Regions from separate parts of the Homo sapiens genome. Here region 2 is linked to region 1. A link is a contact called in ENCODE Hi-C or POLR2A ChIA-PET data. All regions are on one chromosome and are shown on one strand. The core of a region is the stretch at or near the end of the contact, and the rest is flanking DNA. Distances in the headings are between cores, read along the strand shown. Region 1 has its middle 37 kb from the start of CNTF. Region 2 holds the start of GLYAT (glycine-N-acyltransferase).

The links. A loop is a pair of places that touch in the nucleus more often than their neighbours do. ChIA-PET counts read pairs that join two places held with the same protein, here RNA polymerase II (POLR2A). Pooled maps may share reads with other maps.
Region 2: a loop to region 1 is called in a map of naive thymus-derived CD4-positive, alpha-beta T cell, with 4 times the contacts of the local background. The contact joins the promoter of GLYAT here to the enhancer-like site in region 1. A Hi-C loop is called at or near these places in 2 of 168 maps with a recorded cell type or tissue (Caco-2 and naive thymus-derived CD4-positive, alpha-beta T cell), 1 of 37 single-sample maps with no recorded cell type and 5 of 50 pooled maps. POLR2A ChIA-PET finds 5 or more read pairs at or near these places in 4 of 52 experiments (A673, CD4-positive, alpha-beta T cell, GM12878 and 1 more).

Annotation. Positions count from the first base shown.
Region 1 is chr11:58,656,942-58,662,051 of GRCh38, forward strand. No RefSeq gene overlaps it. Among named protein-coding and RNA genes, the nearest start is that of CNTF, 37 kb to the left of the region's middle. Within about 2 kb of position 2,655, at least 3 of the 41 ENCODE cell types and tissues checked have a DNase peak (open chromatin) inside an H3K27ac peak, as active enhancers do.
Region 2 is chr11:58,730,104-58,735,468 of GRCh38, forward strand. It overlaps GLYAT (glycine-N-acyltransferase), which reads right to left and starts at 1,840. Exons shown (of 6, transcript NM_201648.3): 1 at 1,732-1,840.

The DNA of each region.
Region 1 (5,110 bases), core at 1,405-3,904:
ATACCCAGAAGTGGAGTTGCTGGGCCATGTGGTAGTTCTATTTTTAATTTCTTGAGGAGCCTCTGTACTGTTTTCCTTAGTGGCTGCATCATTTCACATTCCCATTAACAGTGCACAAGGGTTTCCATTTCTCTACATTCTCACCAATACTTCTTTTCTGTTGTTTTGTTTTTCAATAGTAACCATCTTATTGGGTGTGAGATGGTATCTCATTGTAGTTTTGATCTGCATTTCCCTGATGATTAGTGATGTTAAGCATCTTTTCGTGTGCTTATTGGTCGTTTGAGAACAAAGAAGATATACAAATAACCAATAAGTACATAAAAAAATGGGTTCTTTGTCTATTTTTAAAGTCAGGTTGTTTTGTTTTTTGGTAGTAAGCGTTTAAATATTCTGAATATTAACCCATTATTAGATACGTGATTTGAAAATATTTTCTCCCATTTTGTGGGTTGTCTTTTCACTATCGATTGTGTCTGTTGATGCATAGAACTTAAAATTTTTGATATAGTCCAATTTGTTTTGTTTTGTTGTTGATGTTGCCTGTGCTTCAACTATCATTTCCAAGAAATCATCACCAAATTTAATGGCATGAACTGAGTCTAGTGTTTTTATCCTCAAATGTGGAGGTAGGTTCCATTGGGCATGAGAAACAACAACTTAAGCTTCAGAAACCCTTGACAGGTTGCAAAGTGCTTTTACCCACATTGGATTATTTAAACTTCAAAGCAACAATCAGTTCATGAATGATGAAACAGAGACCCAAGGAACCTAAGTGAGAGTTACTAAAAAATACCCAGGGGAAAAGCGTTGGGCAGAGTTATTGTTTAGGATTATTAATCAATGGTGGACCTGGGCCTGTAGTCCAATATTCAAAGTTGTTTCAATATCATACACGAGTTTTGGGAGCCTCTTAAATCTGCAAATTGAAATCAAGCTGAAAGTATCCAGAAATACAGGCCCCCCTTGCACACACACATTCATGGTAGCTTCAGATTATACTCCGGGTAGACTCAAAAAGGTGTTCAACTCCTGGGTCTTCTCCAGAGTCGGCAGTACGTGAAAGTGGGATAATGAGCAGCACAGCTGGATTCTTGTCCAAGAGGAGACCCAGAAAGAGCAAGAAACACTTTGGGCACATAGTGTTTAAAGAACTCAGAAGAGATAGACTGAATTATGGCCATACACTATGGCAAGGATAGATTGTTCCTAAATATTGATTTACCTCTTGGTGGCTTCCAATCCGCAATGGGCAGTTGTGGATCTCATTTTGTGACAGCAGATATGTAATCTTGTCAGGCTATTTGGTAGTGGAGCAAATAAACTTAAATAGAAGAGATTTCCCTCTCTGTAAGAGCCTCACAGAAGCCTACGCGTGATATTTGGGAGGAGGGGGTCTTACAACAGTGTCTTGACAAATGTGCCGATACATGAAATTTGATAGTATGCCTGTCAAGCACACTCTTCACTTGGGCAGGCTGGCAAACTGTCTTGGGAGTTCAGCTTCTGATGTGTCCCTTTGGGATGGAAAGGGGAGCCATGGCCTATTATCTTAACATAGGGAGCCAGCTTGTTTGTTTACCATGTGATTTGCCTTTCTTCTCAGGTCTCAGTTGCCTGGTAGAGGACCTGAAGGCTTGAAGAGCTGCAAACTGCACATAAACCCTCTTGCTGTTCACAATTACTCTGCAGGTGCAGGAGGAGAGAGGGTAGCTCATCAGAGCCATCTCCCAGAGCATCCACCTCTGACCCTACCAGAGTGCAAGAAACTTGCCATGACATGTTGAAAATGAGCTGGAGTACGATGTCATGTGCCTAGCCACAGAATATGCTCTGGGATAATCCTTCAGGCCTGCCTCTCAGGAGGTTAATCTCATGCAGGGTCAGGCTTGGTATATGTAACTCCACCCTGTGTTGCCCCTTGTGGTTGGTAGCATTGCGTTTTGTCATCTTTTGCCTGAAATCCAGCCACTGGACAAGCACCAGACAGTATGAATTATTAGAAAAAGCATTGCAGGCATCTTTTTCCCAGGTGACCAAATATGCTGTCTGGATTGCATGATCAAACGTACTGTGAGCAGGAAGTCAGGAGTAGGCTAATGATGCTCTCATCTTCTGTCTCCTGAAATGGGGGTTCTTTGATAACCTGTGTTTAAATAGGCTGTGAAATTTGGTGTAGACATCTACACTCAGAGATAGTGGGGTATAAGCAAGCATCCTTCCTTCTCTTTGTCTCTCCAACATTTCTGTAAATTCTCTACTCTTCACACTTCTTTACATTTATATTCTGCCAACCATCATAGATGTTAGTAACAAAAAGGAATAAAAGGATCAACAAACAAGAGAACACAAGAGACTAGTTATACAAGGTACGGCAGGATTAAAACTAGGAACTGGTGCAAAAAAGAGAATAGATTAAATAGATGATATTCAAAGCAGAAGCATCTGAACACAAGAGGAGAAAAACAATTTTCATAAGAGCAAAGTTTAAAAGTAATTCACTAAAAATAAGATTGTTTGAAAAAACATAACATCAGGAAAATAAAAAGAATATTTATTCATAATAATAGTTATTATTCCTCATAAGGAAAGCTCACCTGAGACTTGGTGTCTAGTTTTTATTGGGGGTGACTCATCGAGGCATGGAGTCATATATTGACCTTAGCTACTTAGTCACCAGCCCTATACCCCACCCCAGAGGTCAAATTGAATACAGTGAGGCCCAAGGCCCCAGGTGAATGGAATGAAAACAGGTGTATTCCAAAGGCTCACAGGTTATTTACGAGAGTTGTTTATCACAGGCCAGTCTTTTCTTAGAAAAATGCAGGATTTGAGCAGCCCAGGCCTGCTGAGTTATGCTTGCTCCCAGGTGTGTTTAAGATGAAAGTAAAATATATAAAATGAAAAGGCAAAAGTGTAAGGCCACTAAGGTTAAAATCACCCAAAAATGATTGAAAGAAAAAAAGAAATTGCAGCCAATTATTAATCAGACTTGAAGTCTGTAAGGCGTTTACTGAGAAATTCCTTAGAGTAAGGTTTCCTGCTGAAGCAACAAGCTGTCTTTCTTCCTGAAGCAGGGCTTGGCAGAGAGCTGTGAAATACCCTGTGGTTTGCCAGGCTCTTCATCTCATGCTCTGATTATATGTATTTTCCTGCAGGGAGTTCTACGGGGCAGAATCAGCTATAGCTTCCCCAGCAGCATCTATAGAGTAGGTCCCACCCACTGCACAGTGAGGCTGCTGGGGCACTTACAGCAGGAGAATCTGCAGCACTTCTGAACCAAGTCTGCAGAGGGGATGGCTCAACTGGAGAATCAGCCATATATAAGGAGTAGCTGAGCAATTAGAGGGAACTAGACTAAGAAGTAGATTGGGATCTTTGTCCTCAACTGGGCAAAGATTGAAAACAGAGTCCAGCCCTTAGATAAAGTATAGATGACAGTGGAAGAGAAGAATGCGAGAGGGTCAGATTCTAACCAGGCAAGGAATGTGACTTGAATCCTCATTCCACCTTTGGCCTGACATTTAATCAGGTCATTCATCGGACATTCAGATCCATCTCAATGACATCTTGTTATCACATAAGGAGGCCGACAAGGAGTAGGGGAGTCTCTCCTGATCACCTTTGTTTAATTTCAGATTGAATATTTTATAAACAAACTGAAACTTATGCCTGAAGAATGTGTGTGAAGCATAAAAAGATAGGTTTAGCAGACCAAGGGCAGATATTTAACTTAAGAGTAATTGATGCTTTGGGCTGGGCGCGGTGGCTCACGCCTGTAATCCCAGCACTTTGGGAGGCCGAGGCGGGTGGATCACGAGGTCAGGAGATCCAGACCATCCTGGCTAACACGGTGAAACCCCCTCTCTACTAAATATACAGAAAATTAGCCGGGCATAGTGGCGGGCGCCTGTATTCCCAGCTACTCGGGAGGCTGAGGCAGGAGAATGGCGTGAACCCAGGGGGCGGAGTTTGCAGTAAGCTGAGATCGTGCCACTGCACTCCAGTCTGGGCGACAGAGCGAGACTCCATCTCAGACAAAAAAAAAAAAAAAATAAGAAGAAGAATAACTGATGCTTTGAAAGAAGATTGACCGAAGGATACAGGTGTGCAAGCAGAGACATCCTTCTGTATAACTGGCAAAATTAACAAAAGTGACCGACATCTAGTTATTTCCTACTGGACATTTTGAGTTTTAAGGATAAAACTATTCTCAAAGTATCCAGGCAGATTAGCTACAAAAGGGCAAAAGCATCAGGCGTCTTTGGATGTTTCTTCCTCGGCACCATTAGAAGTGAAGGAAGCTATCTGCAACATTTTGAGGGGAAAGTGTTACCAATAAAGGGTCCTGACTGCAAGTTGTCCAGGTTCTTGGTGTTTTGAACAAAGAATTGGACAAAACACACAGCAAAGTAAGGAAAGAATGAAGCAATGAAAGAACAAAAGCAGGAATTTATTGAAAATGAAAGTACTCTCCACAGTGTGGGAAAGGGCCCAAGGAGCAGCTCAAGTGCCCGGGATACAGAATCTTCTTGGGTTCAAATACCCCCTAGAGGTCTCCCATTGGCCACTTGGTGCTCACCTCATGTAAATGAAGTGGTGGCCTGGAATCAGGCTAATTGGTTGTGGAAAGCAACCAATCACACATTGAAGTAAAGTTACAAAGATCACACTCCTATGCAAACATCTGATTGGTTGCAGAAAGCACTGCAGTATTACGAATGGATATTATGAACCATATCACAGGACAGTGGACACTCCCCGTGATATGGGGAGTAATATCAACCCCTCTCCCACCCCCGGATATCACGAACGATATCACAGGGGGGTGGACACACTGGGTATTCACGATATTTCGAGTAATATTATCTTTCCTGTTGAAAATTATGATCAATATGACAGAAGAGTGTACACCTCCTGCCATATCGGGAGTAATATCATCCTCTCCCCCACTGGATACTGGGAACAATATCACAGGGGCGTGTACTCTCCCTTTGATATTGGAAGAAATATCATACTCATTTCCCGGATATTAAGAACAATATCACAGGGGAGGCGTACACTTTTACGATATTGGGAGTAATATCATTCTCTCTACCCCTGGATATTA
Region 2 (5,365 bases), core at 590-3,089, 72 kb after region 1:
TAAACTTCAGAATCTTTGATCCTGGTCCAGTTATTACAGAAATGGAAATTAATCTAAAGAAAACAATTTAAAAGAAGAAAACAACTCTAGGCTGAGCATGGTGGCTTGCACCTGTAATTCCAGCACTTTCAGAGGCCAAGGAGGGAGGATTAATTGAGGGCAAAAGCTTGAGACCAGCCTGGTCAACACAGCAAGACCCCAATCTCTACAAAAATAAAAATTAGTTGGGTATGGTGACACACACCTGTAGCCCTAGCTACTCAAGAGGCTAAGGTGGGACGATTCTAATAGTTTTCATCATGCCATGCAAGTAATTTGCTGTTTTGTGTAAGCAGAAAAAAAGAATACATTCTGCAAATCAGACCTCATTCAGATCTTTCCCACTACCTTGCTTTTACTGCAGCTACTTGAATGGGAAGGAGAGGAAGATTATGCCTACATAATCTGACCACAGTCTCACAGAGTGAGTTTTGTTACAACTCTTCCAGAAATTTCTGAGTTGCAGCTTGTAATGCAGACCTTGTACTAAGTTGGCAAAAAATTCTGATGTCAGTTCCAGTGGAATCTAACCCTGGACTCACTTGAGCCCACAGCAAGTTAAAGGTTACAATGAGTTATGTTCATACCACTGCACTCCAGTCTGGGTAACAGAGTGTCTCTAAATACAAAACAAAACAAAAACTCTAAACAGAATTTTATAAAGTCACATGAACATAAGCAAGTCTGAACAAAATCTCTATGTGCCTCAATAGGGGAAGATAACATAAAATATGTTCCAACAGAGTGATGCAACCCTAAGGCATTAACATAATGCCTACAGACATAATATATAATATGTATAGACACATGGGAGAGTGTTCAAATAAAATGAGAAAATATAGGACACAAAACAGTTCACATACAACACATAAAGTTCAAATTTAAGAGAGAACAAAGGCAAACAGGAATAAATAAGTAAATGGTGGTAGTACTGTTGTAGATTAAATCTTTAGAGTAAAATTTGTTTTCTGTATAATTTAAATAAACAATAAATCTTGTCTGTATTCTTGTCTTATTGATCTACTTATTTCCTCTCTCACTTTCAGTGCAACAAACTTCTTAGTAGTAGTGTAAGGAAAAAACTGCCTCCCTTATAATGTGACCAGGATTAAAAATAGTAATTTTTCTGGTGTCTCCACACACTCAGTATTCTATTCATCCACCTGCTTCCAAGAAGCTCTCAGATCTTTCTTTATTCATTTATTAGTCGAGAGCACAAACTTCTAAGGATTTTCATGGTAGCTAGCAAACTGCCATTGACAAAATAGTTGTCAGATATGTGTTTCTTAAGTGGAAGTTACTCCTTTTCCTTGAGCATAGTTGTCTGCATATTCTGAGCATAACACAATACGGGCACTTTAATTTGACTCACTTAAGTGGAAGAGGTGTCACAAAGCAATAATTACATTAAAAAAATAAATTTTATTGTGGATATTTAAAGTATACAATATGATGTTATGAGAGCATACAGATAGTGAAAACATTACCATTATGAAGCAAATTAATATATCTATTACTTCACATAGTTACTTATTTTTTGTCGTTGTTTTTATGTAAAGAGCAGCTAAACTCCACTCATGTAGCATGGATCCCATATACAATGCAATTCTATTAACTATAGTTCTCATGTTGTACATTAGATCTCTAGACTTGTTCATCCTATGTATCTGATACTTTGTAATGAGTCCTCACCTGAAAAGCTAGTCTCTGCAGATGTTTCCGGGAAGAAACGATGAGCAACACCCTTCTGGGAGATGAAATTTCTCCCTGATGCAGCCAGTTCAGCAGAGTCTCGCAGAGTAAATTTTGATACACCACCTCCAGAAATTTCTGAGCTTTGGCTTGTAATGTGGACCTTGTACTAGGCTGGCAAAAGAATCTGGTGTCAGTTCTAGTGGAATTCAGCCCTGCCTCTCACGGGCCCATGTTGAAGTAATTGGCTCTGCATGGTTGAGAGGCTGGCTGTATGCCCCTGAGCTTCTCTTTTTAAAACATCACAATGCTTTTTGTCCTCACAGGTCATGGAAATACCATGAAAACCAAAGCTGTGTGAAACCAACAGGCCAGATACTGGAAGGAGGGTCAGATTATGTAGGCACTACCCTCACCTCTTTCCCATTCAAGTATCTGTAATAGAAGCAAGGCAGTGGGAAAGATATGAATGATATCTGATTTGCAGAATGCAATAAAATAGCAAATTACTTGCATGGAGTGATGAAAGCTGTTAGAATCTTCCTTTTTAAAGACAAGTTGTGCCCCCTCCCATGCCCATTTTGAAGCTGCAGTGAAACATTCTGACAATGATTCAATGTGAGCACTTCTTAGTCTCACTTTTATAGAGAAGGACCATTGAGATCTCAGCATGGTTGAACTGGTTAGATGTTAAGCCCAGAGCTTTTTCACTCCGAAGTCCTAATTACTATACTTTCCACTTGCTCAGAAAAGAAAGGAGGGTTCACAGCAAAGATAATTTGAGCCTCAATTTCACTGTGTAAAACAGCCAAGATGGGGAGTTTGACACTCTCCAGGTCCTTGTTCTCACCACCTCATTCCCAGGTTAGTAAATATCTTTATTGTAGAGGAAGCAACAGACACTCTAATCAGAGGAGCAGGGACACAAGAGGCTAGGTTGAGAAAGAGGGACAAAAAGTGTGTGTGTGTTCCTTCACTTAATGGATCAGCACAGAGCAAGTTTTCACATATTTTTCTCTGTACTGTCTAGGAGCCCTGCCACTCCTAGAACATTAATTCTCCATCTTTTCCCCTGAGATTGAAGTCATTATAACCTTCCATTACTCTTTCTTCAAAGCGACTGAGATTGTTCTATCATTTATTAACCCGGTGGATCTCTTGACTCCAATAGGGTTCATATCTCACAAAGGATATATCTAACTGCAACAAAAGAGTGGGGTACTCCTTTATCCCAAGCCCAGAAACCAGACCCCTCCTATTCTGTCACTTTAGCTCCTACACTCACACAGCCAGGCAATAGACCAGGATTCAGTGGTGTCTCTCACCCTCAAATCTTTGACTAGAGTCTCTTAACCTCCCTGGGCTGTTGCCCTAGCTGTAAAAAGTGTGTTGTACTAGGTAACCAAGGATTTTTCTTGCTTTTGTTTGACTCTGTGGTTCTTATTCTTACTATGTTATATGTGATAACAGACATAAACCTCACACATTTTGGGATCAGATACAAGGGAAAAGGTTCGGGAGCTCCAGCATCAGTCTTAGTATTCTAAGTGGTTTTTCTCTGGGGTCTGAATTGAAGTGCTAGCAATGATGACAGAGGTAGCATAGCAGAGTGGCTTGCAGCATGACTACCCCCAAACTAACAGGCTGACATCTTGATTGTACGACTTACCTATTGTGTGACCTTGAGCAAATGATTTCACCTTTTCTTGCCTCCATTTCTGTATCAATAAAGGGAATTAAATAATTCCCCTTAGGAATCTTTGCAGGGTCTTAAAGAAAAATTAAGTGGTCCTCCTGTGTCCTTTCTTACCTAAGCAGGGCCTATGCTTAATTGGAATTCAGGATACTTGATTGCCCATGCCCTCAGATCCCTAATGAATTTCAGAACGTGACTGATTTTGTAGTTTATTCAGATTTTTCTCATCACTACTGTGGGAGCAATGCTTTTTCCAGCCTTATAAATCCTAAGTAGCATCAGAACTAAGATTGTCTTTTCTTAATTTAGATATGTATAGTCATAATTGCTTAGACAACTTCCCGATATATGGTAAGCACATAGAAATGCTTTATTTAGTAAATAATTATTTAATACAGTGCATTATGCATATACAAATGCGTGCATGAAATATTTAGTGAATATTTTTTCCCTAAGGTTCTAGGTCAAGTCAGTTTTCATAAGACTCATGAGACAGTGGAGAGAAAAATTTATATTGCAGAAATATATGTACACTGCCCCCTGCCCCTTGCAAAAAGACTCTTAATAACTCCCTTAATTCATTACATGTCAAAAATCTATTTTGGACTTTTTAGACTAGTTTATTCTATATATTAGTGCACACATACTTGCATCACAGTGTCGGATGAGGTTTGCCTCCATATGGAACATCTGTTACTCAGAAATTATACCTGATAACACTATATTAAAATATAGTCAAATGAGCCAGGCATGGTACGGTGGTGCATGCCTGTTAGTCCCAGCTACTCAGGATGGTAAGCAGAAGGATTGCTTGAGCCTGGGAGTTTGAGACCAGGCTGGGCAACATAGCAAGACCCTGTCTCTAAAAATAAAAAATAAACATATAGCCACATAGCCAAATACTAACACATAACTTGATAACTGATCAAAGGAACTGAAGCAAATCACCTCCATCTTCTCAGAAGCTGATTTTGGAGTGTAAAAGAAGAACTTCTATTGTATGAGCTGGTAATCAACATGGAAGTTTCCAGAGATGAGAAAACCCCACCAGGCTTACTTCAAAATGTTCAAAAGTTGTTCCCCTCTTACCCTGGAGAGAAAGAGTTCTAAACTGTGAAAATAACAAAAAATCCCAAAATATATTATTTCTTGAAGACTTGTTGAAGGAAGTGACTGCAACTTAGTATCTAAAAGAGAAGTGCATTACTTAGTGCTTTTCAGGCTGATGGTGTGACAGAAGGGAAAATTCTCTCTTGTCCTGGTTAAACAGGCCCTGTATGCTTGAGGCGGGGCTTTCTCAGCATCCCTATTTCTGATCCCCATGACAACCAATCTCAGCCTTGTCTCTATGGCAGATATCACATAACAGAGTGTTATCTACCCATTTACACAATGCTTGTATAACCATTGCCTCTTGGACCAAATAATTTGTTTTTTATTTCAAAAGTTCATAAGTGGAAATAGCTTGCCTTGAATCTCAGATGAGACTTTAGACCTTTAGACTTTTGAGTTGGTTCTGGAACAAGTTAGGACTTTTGGAAACTATTGGGATGGAATGATTATATTTTGCAATGTGAAAAGGACGTTTGACTTGGGAGGCCGGAGGAGGAATACTATGGATTAGATATGCTTTGTTTGTTCCCTCCAAATCTCACATTGAAATCTGATCCCCAGTGTTGGAGGTGGGGCCTGGTGAGAGGTGTCTGACCTTGGGGCAGATCCTTCATGAATGGCTTGGTGCCATTTTTGTGGTAACAGGTGAGTTCTCACTCTATTAGTTCCCACAGAACTGATTGTTAAAAACAGCCTGGCACCTCCCCCGTCTCTATCTCTTGCTTCCTCACTCCCATGTGATCTCTGCACACACCAGTTCCCTTTCACCTTATGCCATGTGTGGAAGTAGCCTGATGCCCTCACCAGAAGAAGGTGCTGGCACCA